Regions from separate parts of the Homo sapiens genome. Here all the other regions are linked to region 1. Evidence: chromatin loops called from intact Hi-C (ENCODE). Cell type or tissue: PC-9. All regions are shown on one strand.

Region 1 (8,000 bases):
TCACAGAATTGGAAAAAACTACTTTAAATTTCATATGGAACAAAGAAAAACCTGCATTGCCAAGTCAATCCTAAGCAAAAAAAAAAAAAAAGCTGGAGGCATCACGCTACCTGACTTCAAACTATACTACAAGGCTACAGTAACCAGAACAGCATGGTACTGGTACAAAAACAGAGATATAGACCAATGGAACAGAACATAGGTCTCAGGTATAACACCACACATCTACAACCATCTGATCTTTGACAAACCTGACAAAAACAAGAAATGGGGAAAGGATTCCCTTTTTAATAAATAGTTCTGGGAAAACTGGCTAGCCATATGTAGAAAGATGAAACTGGATCCCTTCCTTACACCTTATACAAAAATTAATTCAAGATGGATTAAAGGCTTAAATGTTAGACCTAAAACCATAAAAACCCTAGAAGAAAACCTAGGCAATACCATTCAGGACATAGGCACGGGCAAGGACTTCATGACTAAAACACCAAAAGCAATGGCAACAAAAGCCAAAATAGACAAATGGGATCTAATTAAACTAAAGCACTTCTGCACAGCAAAAGAAACTACCATCAGAGTGAACAGGCAACCTACCGAATGGGAGGAAAATGTGGCAATCTACCCACCTGACAAAGGGCTAATATCCAGAATCTACAAAGAACTTAAACAAATTTACAAGAAAAAACAACCCCATCAAAAAGTGGGCAAAGGAAATGAACAAACACTTCTCAAAAGAAGACATTTATGCAGCCAACAGACACATGAAAAAATGCTCATCATCACCGGTCATCAGAGAAATGCAAATCAAAACCACAATGAGATACCATCTCACGCCAGTTAGAATGGTGATCATTAAAAAGTCAGGAAACAACAGATGCTGGAGAGGATGTAGAGAAATAGAAACACTTTTACACTGTTGGTGGGAGTTTAAACTAGTTCAACCATTGTGGAAGACAGTGTGGCAATTCCTCAAGGATCTAGAACTAGAAATACCATTTGACCCAGTGATCCCATTACTGGGTATATACCCAAAGATCATAAATCATGCTACTATAAAGACACATGCACACGTATGTTTATTGCAACACTGTTCACAATAGCAAAGACTTGCATCCAACCCAAATGTCCATCAATGATAGACTGAATTAAGAAAATGTGGCACATACACACCATGGAATACTATGCAGCCATAAAAAAGGATGAGTTCATGTCCTATGTAGGGACATGGATGAAGCTGGAAACCATCAATCTCAGCAAACTATCACAAGGACAGAAAACCAAACACTGCATGTTCTCATTCCTAGGTGGGAACTGAACAATGAGAACACTTGGACACAGGGCAGGGAACATCACACATGGGGGCCTGTCATGGGGTGGGGGCCAGGGGGAGGGATAGCATTAGGAGAAATACCTAATGTAAATGACGAGTTAATGGGTGCAGCAAACCAGCATGGCACATGTATACCTATGTAAGAAACCTGCATGTTGTGCACATGTACCCTAGAACTTAAAGTATAATAAAAATAAAAACAAATAAAAAAGTAAAAAAAAAAAAAAAAAAAGAAAAAGGTTCTCCAAAAAAACATGGGACCATGCAAAAAAAAAAAAAAAAAAAAAGAAAGAAAGAAAGAAAGAAAAAAAAAGATGTCTTTTATAATCTTTTTGTATATTTCTGCTGGTGATAAAAGCTTTTAATATTTTGTGTCAGAAAAAGTCTTTGTTTCAAAAGATTATTTTCCCTTGGTATAGAACTCTAGGTTGCCTGTTTTTTTACTTTCACTGCTTTAAAGATGTTATGCACTGTTTTCCTCCTTGAATTGTTTTTGACAAGGAATCTGTTATTTTTTCTTTTGATCTTCTGTATGTAAAATATCTTATCTTTCAAGACATTTAAGAGTTCTTTTAAGAGTTCTTTTTTATCACTGGCTTTAAGCAACTTGATGTACTTAGCATATTTTTTTTCATGTTTCTTGTGCTTGGGGTTTGTGGGGCTTCTTAGATCAGTGAGTTTATAGTTTCAATCAAATTCTGAATAGTTTCAGCCATTAATAATGCTTCCATTTTTTTTTTTTTCTATCACACACCCTGCCTCTCTGGGGACTCCAACTGGATGTTTATTCAGAGACTTAAAGCTGTCCCACAGCTCACTGGCACTCTGCTCATTTTTCTTTGCACCCTTTATTTTATATGTGCTTTATTATGGGTCGTTTCTATGCTGGGACTTCACAGTGTTGAATCTGCCATTAATCCCACCCAATGTATCTTTCATGTCATATGTTATATAGCTCTCAACTGCAGAATTTTGACTTAGGTCTTTTGTATCGCATTTGGCATGTTTGGTCTTTTCTCTAGCTTCTTCAACATGTGAAATTGTTACTCTCTTTTAATGTCCTTGGGTACTAATTCTATCGTCTGTGTCATTTCTTGGAAATTTTCAACTGGCTGATTTTTTTCTTCATTATGGGTCATATTTTCCTGCTTCTTAGTATGCCTGGTAATTCTTTATTGGATGCCAGACATTGTGGACTGGGTGGATATTTTTGTATTCCTAAAAATACTCTTGAGTTAAGTTACTTGGAAATAGTTTGACCCTTTCGAGTCTTGCCTTTAAGCTTTATTTGGCAGGAACAGAACAGCATTTACTCTCGGGCTAATTTTGCTTTACTATTGAGGCAAAACCTTTCAGTACTATACCCAATGCCCATAAATTATAAAGTTCAAGAACAGGCAAAACTATGCCAATAGAAATCAGAATAGTGATTGACGGTAGGGTGTGGATATTGGAATTTTCTGGGGTATTGCTTACACAAATGTACCTATTAAAATTCATCAAACTGCTCAAAATCTGTGCATATCACTGTATATCAATTTTACCTCTATAAAAATCATGTTTGGTATCAAATATATGTGTACATAATTAAATGCTGAAAAGATTTATACTAAAATTTCAATAGTGAAGAATATCAGGTAGTTTTCTAATTGGCTTCTGAATATTTTCATGTTATCTAAATTTTCAATATATATAACCTTTTAAAAATACATAAAACTAATATTTAATGAAACAATTTAAGGGGGACTCTCTACCTTGTAGAATGGATAAAGGAGAGGAAACAAATATTTATTGGGCATTTGCCATGTATCAGGTCCTTTAAAAGTCACTTTATTACATGATTCTATTTAAACAATATAACAACTCTATCAAGTAGGTATTATCCCATTTGCAAAAGAGAAAACAGTGATTCAGACTTATGGTTATGTGTCCAAGGACCCTCAACTTGATCTTAGGTCTGCCTGCTTCTGAAGTCGGTATTTTGATTCTAAGAGAATTAAGCCCTCAAGACGGATTTCTGAAATTCAGAGAGTAAAGAATGCTTGGTAGGATAGAAGAATCCCAGAAATACATTACTGTCTACGAGCATAGGAATTGGCACATTGGACTCTGGGAGTTAACTATTAAAATGGGAAAGTGAATTATCCAAATGTCAGAGTCACAAATCAAGCACAGTTAATCTGAAACCCAAGAAAGTCTGACCTGAGACAAGGAAAGAGGTGGGTGGCTCAGAGGAAAAAAAAAAAAAAAAAAAACAAACCTAAGACCAAGTATGGCAGCCGGTGGGAGAGGGAAGAAAAGTGTTCCTTCCTTATAACCTGTAGGCAAGTTATAAAAACAAGGGTTGTTTTGTCCCCTGTCGGAGTGAAACCTCAGAGACCAAAGTTCAACGCTTTCAGGTTACGGGAATGGAAATGGTGAATTCCCTGTATCAGCTGCCTCCAGCCCAGGCAAGCCTGACTCACAGGTTGGTCACCTGTTTGGAATGGGCTGTGGGAGAGCACACCCATGAGGTTGCTCAGGGAGCAATGGGCCACAGCAGTTTTCCCTGTGAATTGTGTTCAGGTAAGACCCTGCAGTCAGACCAGCTCACTCCTCCTTTGCTATTTCTTTATATATAGTCTCTTTCCATTCCGAAAATGTACTCTGAGCCCTGGCCTTTAACAGCTTCATTTGTTTTCCTTCATCTCCCAGTTTACAACTGTGAAGGAAACATTCATTGATCAAGTTCTTTCAGCTTGGAATGGAGTCTCTGACTCCCAAAAATCTCTCCCAGGACCAACTGCAAGGGGGTAGTGGATCTAGGATTAAGGCTGGAGCCTGAAGCACTGCTGAGAATGGGGAGTCTGACACGTAATGACCTCCATATATACAAGCTGGTCAGTGCTCTCTCAGAGCCTGCATGTGGCTTTGTCCAGAGAATATGAATCCCAGTTTGAGCAGCAATATGGATCAGAGTTGGTAGAGAGGAAGATTGAGGCTCTCACACTAGGATGTCTTCAGCATCCTTCTTGTATCCTTGTGTGCAAAATGGGAGCCTGGGAAAGGAACTAGAAGAACTGAACCCCATCCCTCTGATACATACACATTGCTTTTTTCCTTCTTTATAGCATAGCTTGGCTGTCCAAATGTTCTGGCAGAGACCAAGCTCCAGGCTCAGTGGGGGGTTCTAATTTTCCATGGCTCATTCACTTCTGAGAACTTTGGCTCAGTTGCATAATGGGGGGCTACTTCCTGCCAGTTGTGGCCCTGTTGTGTGATACCTTCTGACACATACGTTTTTTTGAAAAAAGATTGTCTGCTGGGAACTGGACTGAAACCAACATATAACCGTTTGTTTCATACTGGTTAGGAAGCCACCAGGAAGGCCTACCCAAAGTGGTTTTAAATACATACACACACAGTCCTCTCCTCTTAGAGCCAAGAACAGGCCATTAGTGATGTGTTAGAAAATCCAGGCTGACCTTCTCAGTCATGAGGGAAGCTCCCTGGGCCCACCAGCAGGCTTTTGCCAAGAATGGGCTCCATCTTGAGCCCACAGCTCTTCCCTAGCTTCCCAGCAGAAGCAAGGGGAGAGTGGAGAAGTCAAACACTTCTTGAGCATTGCTTACTATATGTCAAGTTCTACCCTGGACCCTCAATAGAAAGTATTTCACTGATCCTCACAATAGATCTGTGGGGTAAGTGTCACTATTGTTATTTTGAGGAAACTGAGGCTCAGAAAAGTTACATGTATTCCCAAAGTCACATAGTAAACTGAGTGTGTAAACTTGAGTGGTAGAGTCAGAATTTAAACACTGATTTTTATCTGTTGCAAATGTTGGGCTTTTCCCACCACCAGCAGAAATCTTGCTGGCCCTCAGCAAATATTCCTTTACAGCAGTCATTTCAAAACTTTTCTGACCCTATACTCCCATCAGTAAACATTTTTAAGAACCACCTTCAATACAGACATATTTATTTATTTATAAACTCCACGCACTAGCTAATATCTGTTAGCATTGCCTGGTAATATAATACCCCAGAGCACTAATCATCATTAATGACAATAAATATATATCCATGTTTAATGTAGTCTTCATGACTTGGAAAACTTTTTGGCCAGATCTTGTGAAATCTAATTAAATTGCTTTTGTTTTAGCTTCAATACATGGCTGGCAAATAATTTGTTCCAGGAGTAGAAGAAATGATATGGCATTCTTCTTACCTTCTTGGGCATGAGTTGCTCCTGCTGTCAACAATCTCCAGTTTCCTTACAGAAGAATTTTTAAGACACTTTTCCATTTTTTAAAAGTGATTCGGTTAAAATGGGATAATATGGTTTGTAAATCGACTCACTGTGTTTATGCAAGACCATGGAATACTATGCACCCATATAAAGGGATGAGTTCATGTCCTTTGCAGGGACATGGATGAAGCTGGAAACCATCATTCTCAGCAAACTAACACAAGAACAGAAAACCAAACACCACATGTTCTCACTCATAGGTGGGAGTTGAACAATGAGAACACATGGACACAGGAGGGGAACGTTACACACCGGGGCCTACCAGGGGGTGGTGGGCTAGGGGAGGGCTAGCATTAGGAGAAACATCTAATGTAGATGATGGGCTGATGGGTGCAGCAAACCACCATGGCACCTGTATACCTATGTAACAAACCTGCACGTTCTGCACATGTATCACAGAACTTGAAGTATATATATATATATATATATAAAACACCATAATATGCTAAAAGAGAAATCAGGGCACCAGTAGGACCTCCCCCACCCACCTTGCAGAATTTCACTTTCCTCACAGTGCTTCGCACGGATGCAAATGACTCGTGGGAGTCTGAGGGTACCGGGGTCCATATATACATTCAATATTAGTACATAGAAAAGTAGTTCCCATTTTTAGATTGAAAGTACCTATGAATAGAAGCTCTAATGGTTTCTTCCCTTATCTCGTGTTCTATTCTGCGCAATTCCTGGAGCGGGCAGTCCCCGCCTTGGAGACTCCTGCCTTACAGGAAGGGGTCACATATTCCTGAATTGGACCCCACTCAGATGCAGAAGGCTAAGAGTTTGGATGAGAAAAGCGGGCCAGTGAACAGGAGAGCCGGTGGGTGGGGTGGATGGAAGGAGGTGCCCACTCTGGAGGGCAAGAGAAAGGCACGAAAGCATGGGGCCACATGAGCGCGGCGTTCTGGGCCATCCCCGGTGGACTCCTGCCTAGGGGAGGGGTGCGTCGGCGGCGGCAGCCCAGTTTTCTGGATTTCTTTATTTCTGAGTCCAGGTCTTTCAGAAGCCTCTCTCCTAAATGCTCAAATACCAGAGTAAATGAAAACACTCTGCGGCACAATGATCCCTTAAGGTTTGTTTTCCAAGATGGAAAAGAAAGGCATTTCAGCCTTTTCACGGATAAAAATAACTTGCTGTTGATTTTGAAATCCCTTTCATTTGTCTCCCACAGACCAGCCCCATACAATGGTACTTTGTGCAAGAGCTCTCTGCATGGGCCGGCCGGGCCCCCTTCCCTCCGCCTGCCAACGGGAGGAGACGCGAGGCGCTGGGAGCTCCAGAGTGGGCGAGGACTTCGGGCAGACCCGGCGTTGCTGTTGGACATCATTCAGAAGTCCCCGCTCAGCGGGGGCAGCCCGAAGAGCAAAACAAACAGAGCGAGGAGTAGTGGAAAATGCTGAGTCCTGGAGCTGGCCGGAACGGCCTTCGCCTTTCCACGCCCAAAGCCAGCCGCTCTGCCCACCTGCAGCTGCAATAGCAAGCAGGGCCGCAGCAGGCAGGGAGGCCTTGGCACCAGAGCCCGTCCAGGGCTGGGAAGGCGGGGAACAGACACTCCTCTCTCTTCAGACAGGCCCTCCAGAGTCCTCACCCTGAAGGCTGAGGTCTTTTTCTTGTTCCAGGAGTCCAGTGAAAAAATAGTTCTCAAAAACGGAGAAAAAGACTTTCTTGAACTGCAGTTTCAGATTTACTAATAGAGTCCATTTACATAGCACTTACTAAATGTCAAGCACCAACACAGATGAATTGGCAATCACCATGTCAGTCCTGCAAGGTTGGTACTTTTATCCCCATTTCACAGATGAAAAAAGCCAGGCACAGAGAAGTCAAATAACTTAACCCAAGTTCACAATGCTCAACAATGGCAGGGCCAGGATTTACCACCTGGTTTAAAATTTAAAACGTAGGATTTAAAACCTACTTTACAGTCTTAAAGGTGACTGCCTTTTCTCTTCAGCTTATTAGATTTCCTCTCTAGGAATACAAGATGTGCAACACAAAGAGAGGAAACTCAAGATGGAGAGTAAAGGGAATGAATGAGAGACAGGAGAATCACCAAGGACTAGAATAATACAAAAGATTTATTTAAAAAGCAGGTGGCCATCGGCCCAGGAGAAGGAGTGTGAGACCAAGGTACAGAAGTGGCAAGAAATGCTGAGCTGGGGCTGGAAGGTATGACAGTACTAGTCAGACAGGCACCTGTTCTGTCCAAAACAGGATTCCAGAAGTAATGTGAAGAGGTCACTTGGCAAAGGGGGCTCACACAGCTCTAGGGGGAAACTGAGGATCAGCAGCTGGAGCAGAGAAATAGAGAAATGAACACCTTCTTTCTTTCCAATTACAGCCGCAGTGGAGGCAGATGCCCAGGGCTCCTAGGAGAGACAGATC
Region 2 (8,000 bases), 160 kb before region 1:
TGGTAACCCCAGCCACCTTCAGTCACATCACTCTGTTTATATCATCATCACCACCTGATATTTTCTTTACTTATTTTTTTCATATTGTCTGTTTCTTTCTGCCTCCTGCCATTGCTATAGATCACAGCTCCATGAGGACAAGGAGCTCGCATGTCATATTGACTATTAGGATCATAATAGTGAGGCGCAGAGTTGGTAAGCAAAACTCACATGCATTCATGCTTTTGGAATTCACCTTAATATCAGGCCTCCTGCCTTCTGATCACAATAAGGCCACAGCAATTTCTCACCCTTCATTGTGATCTGTTGTCCCTCAGTGAATCCCTGATTTCCCATTTTCCTGCCCACTTCTGGTCCTGAGGTGGCCTTGTCAGTGCTTCTCTCTTTCAAACGCTGGAATCCTCATGTGCTTGGCTGTTCTTCTTACTTCTAGTGCTAGCTTCTGCCTCCTGTTTTCTCTTTTCCCACTCCCCAGCATCCAAGAGTAGCTCAAGAAATTCATAGCATGGTGCTGATTTGATCCATAATAAGCACATGTTATCTAAGGACCTTCTTCGTTACGCTTTGTCAGCTCTTGTTACTAACAAATGAACTATCTTCAGACCTTCCTCTCACGGTTATCCAGAAAGAGGATATTTATGGTTCTGGCCTCAATTGTCTTACTATCAATTCATTCATTGACACCTGGCTGTTTTGTTTTACAAAAGCCCTTGACTATTTTGGGTTCCTCTAACCTTGGAGTTCTGGCTAAGTCTTGCCTGATAATTTTCTCTAATGTTCTGGTTTGAGTCCACTTTCCTTCCTTTTTCTCCCCTTGATATTGTGCTCACCCTGATGGCTTCAATTACTTTCATTAGAACAATTCCAAAATCTATATGTGTCACTCGGACTCTCATCCTTAATCTCAATACTATGCTTACAACTCTTCATTATTTTATTAGGAATGTTCCTCAGATATCTTAAATTTATCAGGCTTCACTCCAGACTTACAGTCCTTATTTCAAAGCTACCTCTCATTTTTCCTATTTTTTTGTCATTGTTAATGATTCTCTCAAATTCTTGTTCAAGTAAGTACAAAACTTGGGAGTCATCATTTACATCACTTTTTTTTTTCTTTCAGCCTCCTGATCCATCATGTTTTCAGGTAAGCCTGGAACATACAGGCTGTAAAATGCCAATCTTAGAATAATATCAGACTTGTATATAATGGTTACTGGTCTGTAATGCAATGACAAAAATAAGACAGTCCAGTGGGTTAAGCACAAAACTAAAAACTTATTAACCTAGAGGACTGCCCTTTGTAGCGAGATTATGTCTTGTCTGCCTTTTCATGTGTTAACACCGTCTCATTTTCATAAAGCAGAATTGATGGTAGTGTTCATTTGTTTTAATGTCCTCATGGGACAAAATTACACAGGGTTATTTTTTAAAATAATCAGTTAAATCTAAAACTCAGGTGAACTCTGCTGTAAATTTCTATTCGCAGTTTCTCTCATTAATCCTTTCTTTCCATTCCCACTGCCATCACCCAGCTCAGGCTTTTATTGCCATTTTTCTTGATAATTACACAACCTCTTAACCAATTTCTTGGTTTCCATGGCTTTGCTCTTTTCCAATATCCTGCAAACAGATCACTATCAAAAGAAACTTATAAAACCATAACTTTGGTCATATTACTGTCTTTCACAACATCCACTGCCACCAGCACCGGGGCCACCACCACCAGTGGCTATCTCTTGCCTGCTATGATCCGAGATTCAGCTAAATGCAAGAGCTGGCACTGAGAGCTCTCCATGGTCCCTGCACTTTGTTCATGCTGACATAGTTACTCCCTTGCTCACTACCTTGTGTTAGTGTCTTCATAACATTATCACTATCAGGAATACTCATGTATTTGTTGCTGTGTACCATCCGTCCCTGTTGTACACATATACCAGAATACAAGTTACTTGACGATAGGAATTTATCATTGTTCGCTATTGATCCCCAAGGCCTACGCCACAGTTTAGGTGTGCTATAATTGTTGAAAATATAAACAGAAAAAAAGAAAGAATAAAATCTCTCTCATTCCCAGTACCTCTCCTTAAGTCAGTGGTTTTAAACCAGGAATAATTTTGCCCTCAGGGTAACATAGTATATAGGTCTTCCTTTCTACTGCAGCAAAGGAAAACAGACCAATGCTTCGGGGAAATTAGCACCGACATGTTCTTGGTGACAATCCACTTTAGAGGACAAAAAGTATCATGTACTACTCATGTGCCACAGGGAAACCAGCATTCTAGTCTCCCCATCAGTGGTTGCTGAAAGTTGGATAAGCTGTGGGCAGAAACATACAAAAATGGTGAACGTGAATACAGAGAAAAGGGCTGTCAGAGACGAGGCTGTTACTCTGGAAAACCAACCGCTCCTTCCGCAAAAGAACTCATAATGAATCAAGTGTCGGTTTAGCTGAACTCTTTGTGAATGGAATGCTTTCTGTTGAATGAATGCAGTTCTGTCATGTGCAAAGCCTGACTCAAAATGAGCTGAGATATGAGCATGATTTAACTGATTGATGACTTCAAGCGTTTTCCCTCTGGTCACCCACAGTCGTTTTGGTTTTAGTCTGCAGCTCAGTAACACCCAGGTTGTAGGAGAAATCCAGTCATTTATGATATGACTAGATCATTGTCCATTGACTATTTTCCACACTGATAAGCTCTGCTAATCAGAGGACTAACGTCTTCAGGCCAGTGACAATCTTTTCATTTACAGTTTTCTTCCAATCAGAGAAATGGGGCTGGATTGTAGAATCCTGGAATTGAGAAGGAAGGTCTACAAAAAGTCATTGCATTTTGTTCTGTTGTCATTTTGTGATTGTACCAAATTCACTAAGAAATATAATGATTAGAAATATGATTACAACTTTCAAAGAGAGACACACTTTGATGCCTCTTAGGTGTTTCTGGTCTCTCAAGTCTTACAATCAGAAGGCTTTATGTTGTTTTGTTCTGTTTTCTTGCCAACATTAGACTCACAAGTCCCTCTTCTAATTTGTTCTTCCTTATCCCATCCACTTATTTAGGAAAGTGATACATAGTACAAAATTACATGTAGGTCTTCTGTAGGGAATAAGTTTTATATAATCAAAGATATCCAGCAGTTTTACTATAACATCTCTTTTTCAAAATAGAATTTTATTCATCAACCCTTGCAGGGATAAGACAATGATGCAGAGAGTTTGTCCTATTAGTCTTAACACATGTTTGTACCTGTAAACTTAGGATTAAATCTGTCCTTACTTGGCATCAAACTAGAAGCCTAAATGTCAAGTAAAATTGAGTTATCTCAAATATCCCGGCCATTATAGAATATGGTTATTAGTCTGGGTCAAGGCAGTGTCATGTCTTCTAAAATCATGCCGCTAGAGGGAGTAAAACCCAGCAGTCTGCAAACCATCCCAGGCCAAAAGAGCAACGTTGTCTGTTTCACCTTTCTCTTTAAACAAATGATCCTCAGCTTGGTTGCCCCAGAAAAACACCAGCATCTGGTGAGTGGTGTTTATTCTGAGGTTACTCTTTCTAAAAATAGTTTTCTGAAAACTCGCCCTGGTCGGCTGGGAAGCACACAGGCGGAGTGGCGAGCCAGTGAATGGGAGGCTCTCCTGCAGCGGGGGCACCTTAGAGGCTGGTTGTGTGGGCCAAGAATGCACTCGAAGAGCAGGAACAGAGTTTGCAAGGGGGGCTGCCGGTGTCCACGGGAACCGTGGCAGGCCAGACACACCCATCCCTGGAGAAGCAGAAGGTCGGCTAGGAGCTATGAACATCCTTGCTGAGCCCCAGAAGTGAGGAGCAACAGGGGAGGAAGGAGGCTCCTATCTTGAAGCTGTTGGGCACCTACGCAAGTGGCACAGGGAGGGGCAGGGTGTTGGCTCCGAGTGAGAGATTTGCTTAAGCCAGATGGTGGCCGATGAAGGAGGCCCAGGCAACCCCTTCTGGTCTTCCAGACAGCACCACAGGTTTGTGTGGGTTGGAGGGGTGCTATCTGTCTGTCCATCCACAAGCACATGCCAGAAAGAAGAGGATGGAGGAGGTGAAGATTTTGGGGGGTTCTCATCATTTTCCCTTTCCAAGTTTCATCCTTATCCATGCTTCTAATCACATGGAGACCATTACCACTGGGGGAGTCATTTCCATTTTTCTTTAGATTCCATTCTAAAATCCCCTAAAGACCTAAAGTAAAGAACGTCAGCAGTGGCATTTCTATTCCTCTAAAGGGTATTTTAGACAATAATTTTGGATAGCCCCACACTGCATGAAGCAGGGAACTGCATGCCCTTCCTGCTCGGGAGCCCAGCCCTGCCTCCAGCAGCTCCAGCTTCCTTTCCTCTCTGTCATGGTGCTGCCTTCTGATGAGCAAGAAGTTAGTCCCGACTGGCCCTCGGCAAGCTGGGGCTTCTAAGAGAAGAAGGGCTGGGCTGCCCCCTGCAAATCCTGGATAATGCCACTCAGGGAACGGGAGAAGCTGATGCGCAAAATATGCCATACCCCGCTGCTTTCCTCTCACTCAGACCCCAAGTCAGGTCGGAAGCAGCTCTTCCAGACCTCCCCCAAGGCAAGTTGCTAGAGGATAAGGCTTTTATGTGTTTCCTGATAAATGTGTGGGAGAATCCAGCCTCCCTGGATACTGGAGAAGTCTCCTATCTGGAATTGCAGTGTTACTGCTGATCCAGCCTCCCTGGATATTGGAGAAGTCCCCTATCTGGAACTGCAGTGTTACTGCTGATCCAGCCTCCCTGGATATTGGAGAAGTCCCCTATCTGGAATTGCAGTGTTACTGCTGAAACATGTAGTTTCTGAGCCTTTGTGTTAAGGCAGAGAAAAATAGCAAACTTGGTATTAAGAGAATTCTGAGTTCTCATGCTTGCTCTATTCACAGCAAACTCTGATTTCAGACAATTCATTGCACTTCTCCAGGCCTCAGTTTCTTTGTCTATAAAATAAGAATGTTAGACAAGACTTTCTGTGATGGCTTTTCTGGTTCAAAATGTCCATGATTTCTGTCTGGTGAATGTACATGGGGTTTTATTGTTGTTCGTTTTTTGTTTTTTCTTTAACTATGTCTAGCCTACTACCCCACCTAAAAGTCAACAGAGAGAGCTCTGGGGTAAAGTGCATGCCAACCTCAGAGTGCATAGCCATACTGTGTAGGAGGAAGCAAATTTAGAAGGAAACAGGCTTCATTTATTCTGCCTGATATGGTTATCTCTCTGAGGCTTGTGCCCATGCAAGCGAGATGAGAGTGCGGAGGAAGGCGGGGGGACACGCTGTCAAATGTCAAATGTTTAGCAAAGACTTTGAACTCTGACAATTGAGTCTTCCGGTAACTTGTGTCTCTACTTTTGCAAAAATGGAAGACGGGGGAAAGAAAAAAGAGAGAAGGAGAGATAGGCAGAGAGAGAACAGAAAATGATTAAATATGACACCATGGTCATGTAGGTTTCATGCAAAAATTAGGCAAATAATATCTAAATTACTTGCAAGTAATTTCAGCCTCTTTTCTTTGGCTGTCTTTCAGAAAATCCCTGATAATAGCTCTGAACTAACACTGAATTCCAGGTCATCATGATACTCTTCCCAGCACATAGACATGGGGCCACCGCGCTTGTCCATGTGCTGAAAAGAGGCACAAATGTCCGAACCTACTGAGAATCATGCCAGTGTAGGATGAGAACATTCCTAAAGCCTCAGCCCTCGAGGGCTACATATTTGTTTAAGGAAAATAAGGCATGTGCATACACTAATGAACAATAAAATGGAACAGTGCAAGGTATGATTCGGGGCAATATTTTATAAAGGTCAAGTACACATAGGTGGGAAACACATCTAGGAACTCTCATGAGCAGGGTGGGAATTAAATGTTAAGGTGGGTGTGAGTTTATATATAATACAGAGGGGGTGTATTTTGAAGAAGAAATCATGAAAAAAATCACATTTAGCTGTCAGCCACCTCCTCATCTGCATGTTTTGCCAATCAAGGACATAAAATCTATCATTCTGTGCTTCAAGTCTCCACATAGTAACTAGAAGACACAGAAAATTCTTATTCATTTTGAATTCTGATAATTTAGTGCAGGAAATGGGTGATGGCAAACTGATTATGTATGAAGAGCCCTCATTTTGCTGGTGAAGCCTGGGTATGCCCAGCTACTAATAACAAGTGGTCAGGCAACCATGACAGCCTCCCTATGTGAATATAATGCTAAATGTATCTAAGCGAATTTAGGACCACCTGTTCTGATTTATTTTTTAATCCTTCAAATACAACATGGAGTTAGATGGCTTCTCCATCAAGACTTCAATCTCAAAGGGCAATACTGTGCGGCAAAAGAAGAGCTGGCTCCTGGAGGACTTCTGGGGCCCCAGGCATGGATCAATGTTTGCATCAGAAAAGAAAGCCTGTCAGCAATGGAGGTGCTGGAGGATTTCTGGAAGGGGGGGGCCTCATTCAAGACCACCAAGGGACTGCTGACTGTTCTCGTTCATGACGCCTCTCTTCAAGGAAATTGACCCTCCCAGAGTGCAAGACGGAGAAAAAGGTTCTTAAGAACTTCCCCTGGAAATCACCACTGAATGGATGCCAGGCAATTCTAGAATCTCCACTCTTTGGTTTTTTGGGCCCTTGGATGGATGAGAAGTGATGTGCAGATCTGATGGGAAAAATGGCAGAGACCACAGCTTCTCTCCTAAACCCTCATTCATTGCCCATCGGACAATTCTCCTGTTTCCGATCCTGTAAGGTCACAAGGATTTCTCATTTCAGGTAGACCAGAAAAGAAGCCACTGATGGAATGCTGCAAGAAGGGGTTTACCATGCGGTGTGATTTCTGGGACCCCTTCTTCCCTGTTGAAAATATTTCACAGGCCCCCAGGACCTCCCCCAAAAGACAAGGGCAGAAACCAAAGAAAATGCACTGTTCCAATTTTGTCCAGGCTGCCTGTGGAATGAGAAACCCATGAGAAAGTTATTGAGACTTCAGTTTTCTATTCCTCTCCTTATCCGGCCTCATTACCTCCCCAACCCCTGAGAGAAAAAATAAATAATTCACAAACAAAGGACGAGGGTGTGGTGGATTGAGAGCAGGTTTGCTTGGTGACAGGAGGACTCTGTAGAGGGGGTCTGTTGGGAGGTGAGCAGGAGGGAGTGGCTGCTCCAGAGCCCACAGTTCTGTCCAGAAAGGTGGAAGTAACACAGGCATCATGAAGGCTTCTGGAGGCAGGGGCTGAGCCCTCTCACCGCAAGGACCACAGAAGCCAGGGCTGGACTCCTGGCCCGGGAAGCTCCAGTCCCATGGACTCTATCCCACTCCTTTGTCTCTTTCTCCCTCCTGTGCCTGCCCCGCCTGCCCCTTGCTCTGTCTTCATCCTGGGAAGCCAGCTGCAGCATGTAGGAGAGAAGGGCTCTGTCACGGCTGTCTCTAGTGTGTTATTGTTAGTGTTACATTACAAATCCCGTTTCCATGCCAGGGTCCCTCGGGGGTCATAACCAGGAGAGGCCATGACCCTGTCAATAAACAGAACCCCAATCCTTAATGTAACCGTTTTGCATTCACTGAGCCGGCTCCATGGGTTTGTATACCAGATTCCGCTCCTAGGCAGGATCACTTCAGAGAGGCTCCCGTGGAAGTCAAGGTAGAGGGCACGTGGAGGTAGACCAGATGCTGCTCCTGCTGGCAAGAGGAAGTCAGGCATAGGTTTGGCTTGTGCTCCTCCAGAGCCCCCAGCTTTTCAGACCAAGGTGCTTTAGGGGTTCAACCATCACTCTGAAGTCTCTCTTGCTGCTCCCTTGCTGAAGTCTCTTTTCCCTTAGAAGACCCTCAGCAATAGAGAGGCCTTTGCTGATCTGTCAGATGTTTAGCCCTGGGGATTGTAAGTAAGACCATTGAGCAAAGAGGAAGCAGGGCAGGGAATGACCTGGCACACATTACTCAGCCAGGAGACATAGTTGACTTCAGCCCACTC
Region 3 (8,000 bases), 110 kb before region 1:
AGAGAGCATTCGTTCTCCTGCTCACTCACTCAATACCTACTAAGGGCCAATTCCATGGGAGAAACTATGCTCAGCACCAAGGAAACCATATCAGTAGGAGAGGCTCAGGGCCTGCCTTTGTAAAGCTTACATTTTAGAGAAAGAAATGACTGTTATGTAATTGATTACCTAATTAGATTTTTAATCATGTTTATGATGAAGCACTCTAAAACAGAATAATAATTGATACAAGGAACATTCAATCTGGGGAGTTCATAATTTCTGCAAAAGGTATATTTTATGTCACAAATATCTTTGTACATGGAAATCACCCTGTAACTTAGAAACACCTGGTATGCTTTAACATGAAGAAATGGAGCACATGCCAGCTCCTCTAACTCAGTCTGTGTGTCAGGGTAAAATATATATTTCCAGTGCTGGGCAAAGATGGAAAAGAAAAATAAGTTGACCTAAAATCTTTCTGTTTCTGTAAGTTTAGCGTCTCATAGATCCTCAGTGACCAACCCCATGTGGTGAGGAAAAATGAAGCCTAAAGAATTTCAGTCGTCTATCTTTTGCATAGCTAATCGTAGAAAGAACTAGGAACTGTCCCACAAAAAAAAAAACAAAATAATAATCTAGGTCCTTCAGGCAGCTTTGCAAATAGCCACTTACTCACCTGCTTAACCAGCAAGTAATAATTCATGCTGGACAAGTGACGAAGAATCCCACTTTGGTTTATTGCCTTTCCCATAGCTCTTCAAATGTTTGATCTCATTTGCAAGGTTATATTCTGAATACAAAAATGCATCTCTCCCCACGGCCAGTGAAGGGCGGCATACTAATCTTCCATTCCCATCCACACACCAAGTGAATCTGGGGAGACTAAACCAAAGTTCAGCTCTGGGGCATTGTTTGTTTCCCTGCAGATCCTCTTTCCCTTCCTTTGGTGCCTATTTGCTTACCAGGGTGAACACAAGGCAGAAAATGCAGCCCTGAGCCCACTGTCACCACCGGTGAGGAATGGTGTCCTCTGAACACTCAACTAGCTTCCACCAGCTTCCGGTAAGTGAAGCAAAACAGAGACCTTTGACATGTAGAGACCAGGGAGAGGTTCTTGAAGGAACAATGGGACATACTGTGGACTGTTTACAGACCCTGCTACCCTCTGTTGTGGCTACTGAGTCACCGGCAATTTGTATAGTTTGATTCACAACCCCCAGGCCCCCCTGGACCGCCAGCGCCAGTATCTGCTTCTGCTCCATTATTGTCACTGATGGACTCATCCTGGCCTTCCCCACCCCCCACACCCACTGCCGCCATCATCATTTCCCCTATTGTTTGCCGAGCCTGGCCCTGACCCCTGGGTATTTATAAAGGCCACTTCCCACTGCATCATTGTGTGCTCTGTGGCCCTCAGCTCCCCACATTTCCTGACAACGTGGGGGTGGCGGGGAAGGGCTTGTTAACAACCCGAGTCCAGCTCCCAACTTCCTCCATGTCCTGTTTACTGCACTCTGCAAGCATCTCCCTGGCCACTCCTCAAGCAGAGTCCGCAGGCTCTGACTTATCCCAATGTGGGCTGCAGTGAGGGAAATCCTATTTCAGCCTCGCAGTTTGCCTGCAGTAAAACAAGCCAAAGAGCAAAGGGCTTCTTGTGTAATGGAATGGGACTCAAAAGGTGTTTCTGTCTCTGGATTAAACCACTGGTGTTTTGAGTCCAAGCTGGAGATGTCGGACTTGGAGAGTTACACATGCAGCCTCTTTCCCTGTGTTTCTCAGTGTATGGAATTGCTGACAATTGCAGTCTCCACATTACCTCTTGGGTTCTCTGGAGCTTGGAGCCTGAAGGTATACACTGCCAGGGCTATCATACATTTAGACAAAAGTCCTGCCCTGTGGGCAAACGTGAGGGAAGGTAGACAGAAATACGGCATTTCTGTATTTTCTAGAATGTATTTTCTTTTTTCCTCCACCTTTTCCTTGCTTTCCATTAGAAGCGTCATCCGCTTTTGTGGAATGATGCATTACATTATACACATTGGTAAATGGAACGAAGAGTTGCTTTGTGCATCTGTGACTATAATCTTTCAACATTTGTTTTTTGTTTGTTTTCTGACTTAAGTTGATAAGGAGCTCCTTTCATTTTTCCAAACCAAGATGAAAGAAACAGGCTCACTCAGAGAGTTTAAAAACTCACTTAAGGTCATGAGCCAGTTGCAAAGCCCCTTCCCTATCTAAAAGCACTAGGGCTTATAGCTTTGGTCATTTGCTGTTTCTTCCCTTGGTGCTTTGCTGTGCCCGATCTGCCCATCCGTCCTTTCACCATTCATGTACTCTTCTGGGAGCGTGATGGGATTCCTGGGGTTACATCCACCAAAAGCACAAACTCTGTTTAGAAGGATTCATGGCTGAGCCCTTGAGACTCCCAGCTGTCAGAGAAGAACTTTCAAGGCTCAATCCACTGGGATGAGCTTCTCGTCAAATCAGGCGCTAGCCCAGGCCGGCTGTTGTGATGCGTGGTCTCTCCCACTGTGCAGCCTCTCAGCAACTGAGATTTCGGCTGCCCCATGTTGTTTATTATTGCAGTCAGAGCTCTGCCTAGGGTGGGAAACGAGCAAAAGGTGACTGGAGCCCCCATCGTACCCTCCAAGACTACTTTCATCCCTGGATTGTTTGGTTGGGCAAAACCACGATCTTTTCTCAGCATCCGGGTACCAATAGCCAGACACTCTTCTCCATACATTCATTTGGCCACTCTCTCTGTCCCTGATCATCCACACTTCCTTGGGCACACAGCTGAATATGGATGAGTGTTTGGCCTGAGCTGCCTCATCCTCCCGGTCCAATAGCCTCCACCCCTGCCCTCTCTCTCAGCACGCTTCCTGTTTCATTCCCAGTCCAGCGGCTGTGCCAGACTGTGAAGCTCCCAGCAGGCAGCAGGCCAGTCTCAGGACCATGACAGGGTGAGTAATGCACAGGCCAGCCAGCAGGTCAGAGGGCAGCCGCTCCTGGAATTGCATCTCCTTAGATGAGGAGGCCGGTAACTGTGATCACCCAGTGGAATTAGTTCCCAGAGCTGATGGGCAAGATAAAGCACATTAGCAAAATGTGTCCTCTCTGACTTTATACCACAGGGGGCAGGGCCTTGCCTGGAGGATCTGGACTCACCATTGACTCTCCCCCAAGCTCCCGCCACTACATGATCATCTTATCAGCACCATCGTAGTCATGTAACTCTAGAATGTCAGAGCTAGAAGGGGCCAGACAAACCCCTTTTATAAATGAGGAGACAGTGCCCTAAAGGGCTCAAGCAGCTTCCTGAAACTTGCACCCCACTGTCCTGTCCATCTCAGTGACCCCTTCACTACATTTTGCCACCATGACTGTGAGAGACCTCCCCAGGGTAAAAAGAGCAGGTTGGGAGTATGAGCTACAGAGGTGAGGATGTCCCTATTTCTCAGATTAGCTTCAAAAAGGGAAATGCCAGGAAGGAGCTCCCCACCCCACAGACATATCCTTACTTGCAGGCAGGGGGAGAGATGGTACACTGCAATCGCCAGCCCTAGAGACCAGCTTCTTCTCCATCCATCACTCTAACCTACTCCATGTAAAGCTAAAGTCATACAGCCACAGAGAAAAATACTAAGAATAGTAAAGAAACATGCCAAAAAAGACAGCAGCATCACCAAATAGCCTATAAATGTGCACAGACTTGTGTAATCAAGCAAACACCATCCAACTCAAACTAGGTAGGTACCAGTTTCTGATGTATAAGCATATTCATTCATTCATTCATTCAATCAACAAAGACATATATGAAGGTTCAGTCTACACTTATTCATATTTTATGCCAGCCACTAAATAGTTAGCAGGATAATTCATCTGTGCAATAGTTATATTGGTGCCTACAGTTTGGTAGGGGTAATAGATATAGTAAAAACAGTACAGCCTGATGTAAGAATATATCAAAAAATACACACACACACACACACACACACACACACACACACATCCATAAAATAGAGATGTGCACAAAGAGATTAAGCTTGCTTGGGATGGATGAGGAGAACATCAAGAATGTCTTTGCAGAGGAGATACTATCGGAGCCAAATTTTGAATGATGACACACTCTGGGGAGTAGACTAAGAATTGAGCAGGCATAGCAGACAGACAACAGCAAAGAGAAGAGGACACAGGAGCCTTAGGCTGTTCAGAGAGTCATGCAGCATAACTGGAACGGGAGGTAACCATGGCTCTGTGTGTAGAGCTCAAATCACAAAAGGCCATATTTGCAAGAGCATGGCCTTGATGTTGAAGGTACTGCAGAGCCATTAAAGACTAGCATAAAAAGAATGACAGAATTAGGCTTGCAATGAAGAAATACTCTGCTTCTCAAATGAAAAGCAAATTGAAGGGAGGTGAGGCTGATGGTCAGGAGGCTATGGAGCAGTCCAGATGAGGGCTTCCATTTGTAAAGTGCCTGATCATACCAGATACTAAACTCATCACTTTTATGACAACAAGTATGAATGAGCAGATGCTAGTTTCCAGACACTGTTCTGGGCAATGTAGACACAGTGGCTGATAAGCCTGACAGAGTCCCTGACCTTGAGCAGCTTACACTCTAATAGGGGGAGTTAAATACATAAGACAATTTCAAGGATGGATAAATCCTAGAAACTGATCATCTCATTATGTTACTTGCCCACAATTATATGGAAAGTAAGAGAAAGAGCCAAGATTTGAGCCCAGAACTGAATCCTCAGTCTATGATCTAGCCCACATGGACTTTAGGATAGAAGAACAACTTGGGCTCAGATGCGGTGGGAAGAAGGTGCAGAGGAGCTGGGGAGATAAGAGTCTGGATGATCCTAACGGCAGACTCTTCACAGTGTGCTGTTTAATCAGCTATTATTGGCTGTGGGTCAGCTAGCTGAGTAAGTTTATAATTTGCTATAAGTCTTAGAATTTTCGTTAACTCATTTATTCACTCATTCACTAATGAACATTTACTCTGTTCTTGGCGCTTGATCTCTAAGCATGGAGGTAAATATAGAGCCTTTCCCTTTAATTTGTTCATAAAAAAGTGGGAAATCAACCAAATAAACAGAAACATAGAGAAAAGCAGGATAGGTGCCCTTAAGATAGTTAATACTGTACTGAATAGCTGCCTGCCAGATGCGGCATTACATGAAATATGGCAGGAAATATCAAAAGACATCTCTGTTTGTTACTGTTACTTTTTTTTTTTTTTTTTTTTTTTTTGAGACGGGGTTTCGCTGTTGTTGCCCAGGCTGGAGTGTAATGGCGCGATCTTGGCTCACCACAACCTCCACCTCCCTGGTTCAAGCAATTCTCCTGCCTCAGCCTCCCGAGTAGATGGGATTACAGGCATGCACCACCACACCCAGCTAATTTTGTATTTTTAGTAGAGACAGGCTTGCTCCATGTTGGTCAGGCTGGTGTCAAACTCCTGACCTCAGGTTATCCGCCTGCCTCGGTCTCCCAAAGTGCTGGGATTACAAGCGTAAGCCACTGCACCCAGCCTGTTACTGAGTCAGGCAGAGAATGGCAATCAATCCAAGAAGAATGTGGGAAGGCCAAGATATGTGTAAGACAGTGTGAGAAAACATTGAGGCCTGAGAAACTTAAGGAAGATGTTTAGACTCTAGAAATATCTGTCATTCCAAATGGCACTTCCATGCATACAGAAATGTAGCTTATTTCTTATACAGAGTTTTGTTTTCCAAACCAGAAATGCCAGAATAAACCAGCTACATAAGAGTTTTCCTCTTAAGGAGGTCCATTCTGTATTTGGTTGAATTGTGTTCATATTACATAAAAGAGTTCTAAACCTAATCTTTTAAAATTGCCCCCAAAGCCTGAAGCACATTGTCCCAGATATCTTTTCTAGTGCTTCATTTTTAGTCCTTCAAATATAAATTTGATTTATAGAGACAGTCTAAATCTGTTAGAGCCAGGTGTGAAGAATACTAAGAACAATTTTGTGGGATGAATAATGTTTGATAAAAAAGAAGAGCAATAATTATAATCTAAAATTCACCGAGTGCTTTCTCGGGGTCAGATGCTGTAACAAGTGACTTTTGTTCTCAAAAAAATCTATGATATGGATATAATTATTTTTATTCCTACTTTATTGGTGAGAAAAAGATCTGAGAGGTAATGAACTTGTCCCAGGTCATATAAAGATTCTGAATCAAAATCTGTGTCTGAATCTAGGACTTGAGTTTTTAACCATTATGTCATTCTATTCCTCTGCCATACGAGATTCTAAAATGAGGGCTTATAAGTTAGACAAGCAGCAAGACCATTTTATAAAGCTTCTTGTAGCTTAACATTCTAACTTTTGGAGACTACACATCATAATACATTACACATATGACATATTACACATATGACGTACGTGTAATGTACCTATATTTTGAATAGATGTGGCTTACAGATAGTCTCTTGAAATGGCTAACAGATAACTACATAAACAGGTACTCAGCTTTACTAATCTTTAGGGAAATACAAATGAAAACGGCAATGAGATATCATCTCATACCTGTTAGGATGACTATTATCAAAAACCCGAGATAACAAGTGTTGGTGGGGATGTGGAGAAAAAGAGAACTTTTGTTCACTGTTGGTGGGAATGTAAATGAGTACAGTCACCGTGGAAAACAGTCTGGTGGTTTCTCAAAAAATTAAATATAGAACTACGCTATGACCCAGCAATCCCTCTTCTAGGTATATATCTAAAGGAAACAAAATCAGTATCTCAAAGAGATGTCTGTGCTTCTAAGTTTACTGCAGGATTATTCATAATAGCCAAGACATGGGAACAACCCAAGTGGTCTTTGGTGGATGAATGTATAAACAAATTGTGGCATATGTATACAAAGGAATATTATTCGGCTATAAAAACGAAATCCTGACATTTGCAACTACATGAATAAAACTTGAGGGCATTATGCTAAGAACAATATGTGTAATGACACAGACAAATTCTATATGATAAGAGAAAGACAAATACTGTATGATCTTACTTATATGTGGACTTTAAAAAAGTCATATTCATAGAAACAGAAAGTAGAATTAGAATAGTGGTTGTCAGGGGCTGGGGGAAAGAGAAAAGGAGAGATGTGGTCAAAGGGTACAAACTCTCCGTTACGAGAATAGGTTCTAGAGACTTAATGTACAGCATGGTGACTATAACAATACTATATGATATAATTGATTTTTTTTTTTTTTTTTGAGACAGAGTCTTGCTATCTCCCAGGCTGGAGTGCAGTGGCATGATCTTGGCTCACTGCAATCTCTGCCTCCCGGGTTCAAGCGATTCTCCTGCCTCAGCCTCCCAAGAGGCTGGGACTACAGGCACGCGCCACCATGCCCAACTAATTTTTGTGTTTTTAGTACAGACGGGGTTTCACCATGTTGGCCAGGATGGTCTTGATCTCTTGACCTCATGATCTGCCTGCCTCGGCCTCCCAAAGTGCTGGGATTACAGGCGTGAGCCACCACACCTGGCCTTGAAATATTTTTAAACAGTAGATCTTAACTATTCTCACTGCACACATACACAAAAGATAACTATGAGGTTATGGATCAGTTAACTTGTTTGTGGTAATCATTTCACAATGTATACATCTATCAGAACATCATGTTGTACATGATAAATATACTCAAATTTTATTTGTCGATCATACCTCAGTAAAATAGGGGGAAAAATAATCTGTGTTGAATTGCTACAGTCTCTGACAAAATTATTAATAAGTTAAATATGTATTAATTTTTATTTACAGCTTTATTTTTACATTTTGGGCCCAGTCATTCTTTTTTCTAGTCTCATATTTTGTGAAGGCATCGAAAAACATGCTGACCGTAGGGGCACCATGGCTATAACGACTTGCCTACAGTTTGTTTCCAAGGAAAAGCCGTAGAAAGGATTAGAATCTCACAGTTGGATTATGTCTGTAGTCTCTTAAAATGAATACTGTACTGTGCCAAAC

Evidence for each region. A loop is a pair of places that touch in the nucleus more often than their neighbours do. Peaks named below come from ENCODE experiments on the same cell type or tissue, not always from the same donor. Only the 100,000 strongest peaks of a DNase experiment are listed, where the experiment ranks them.
Region 2: it touches region 1 in a loop (8-fold over the local background); 20 of 110 quality-filtered maps call a loop at or near these places.
Region 3: it touches region 1 in a loop (11-fold over the local background); 7 of 110 quality-filtered maps call a loop at or near these places.

The regions. Positions count from the first base shown.
Region 1 is chr11:128,444,934-128,452,933 of GRCh38, forward strand. It overlaps LOC124902789 (a long non-coding RNA gene), which reads left to right. Exons shown (of 2, transcript XR_007062948.1): 2 at 6,787-8,000. Among named protein-coding and RNA genes, the nearest start is that of MIR6090, 73 kb to the right of the region's middle. RefSeq lists enhancers at 3,333-4,532, 7,189-7,368. In PC-9, no CTCF peak of the experiment used is centred here; a DNase peak (open chromatin) is centred at 3,748; H3K4me3 peaks cover 512 bases; H3K27ac peaks cover 2,689 bases.
Region 2 is chr11:128,286,796-128,294,795 of GRCh38, forward strand. It overlaps LOC124902786 (a long non-coding RNA gene), which reads left to right and starts at 3,494. Exons shown (of 2, transcript XR_007062945.1): 1 at 3,494-3,529; 2 at 6,317-8,000. RefSeq lists an enhancer at 3,449-3,868. In PC-9, CTCF peaks have their summits at 3,414 and 3,616; a DNase peak (open chromatin) is centred at 3,416.
Region 3 is chr11:128,333,416-128,341,415 of GRCh38, forward strand. It overlaps LOC124902787 (a long non-coding RNA gene), which reads right to left and starts at 866. Exons shown (of 2, transcript XR_007062946.1): 1 at 659-866. In PC-9, a CTCF peak has its summit at 3,090; a DNase peak (open chromatin) is centred at 2,976; H3K27ac peaks cover 498 bases.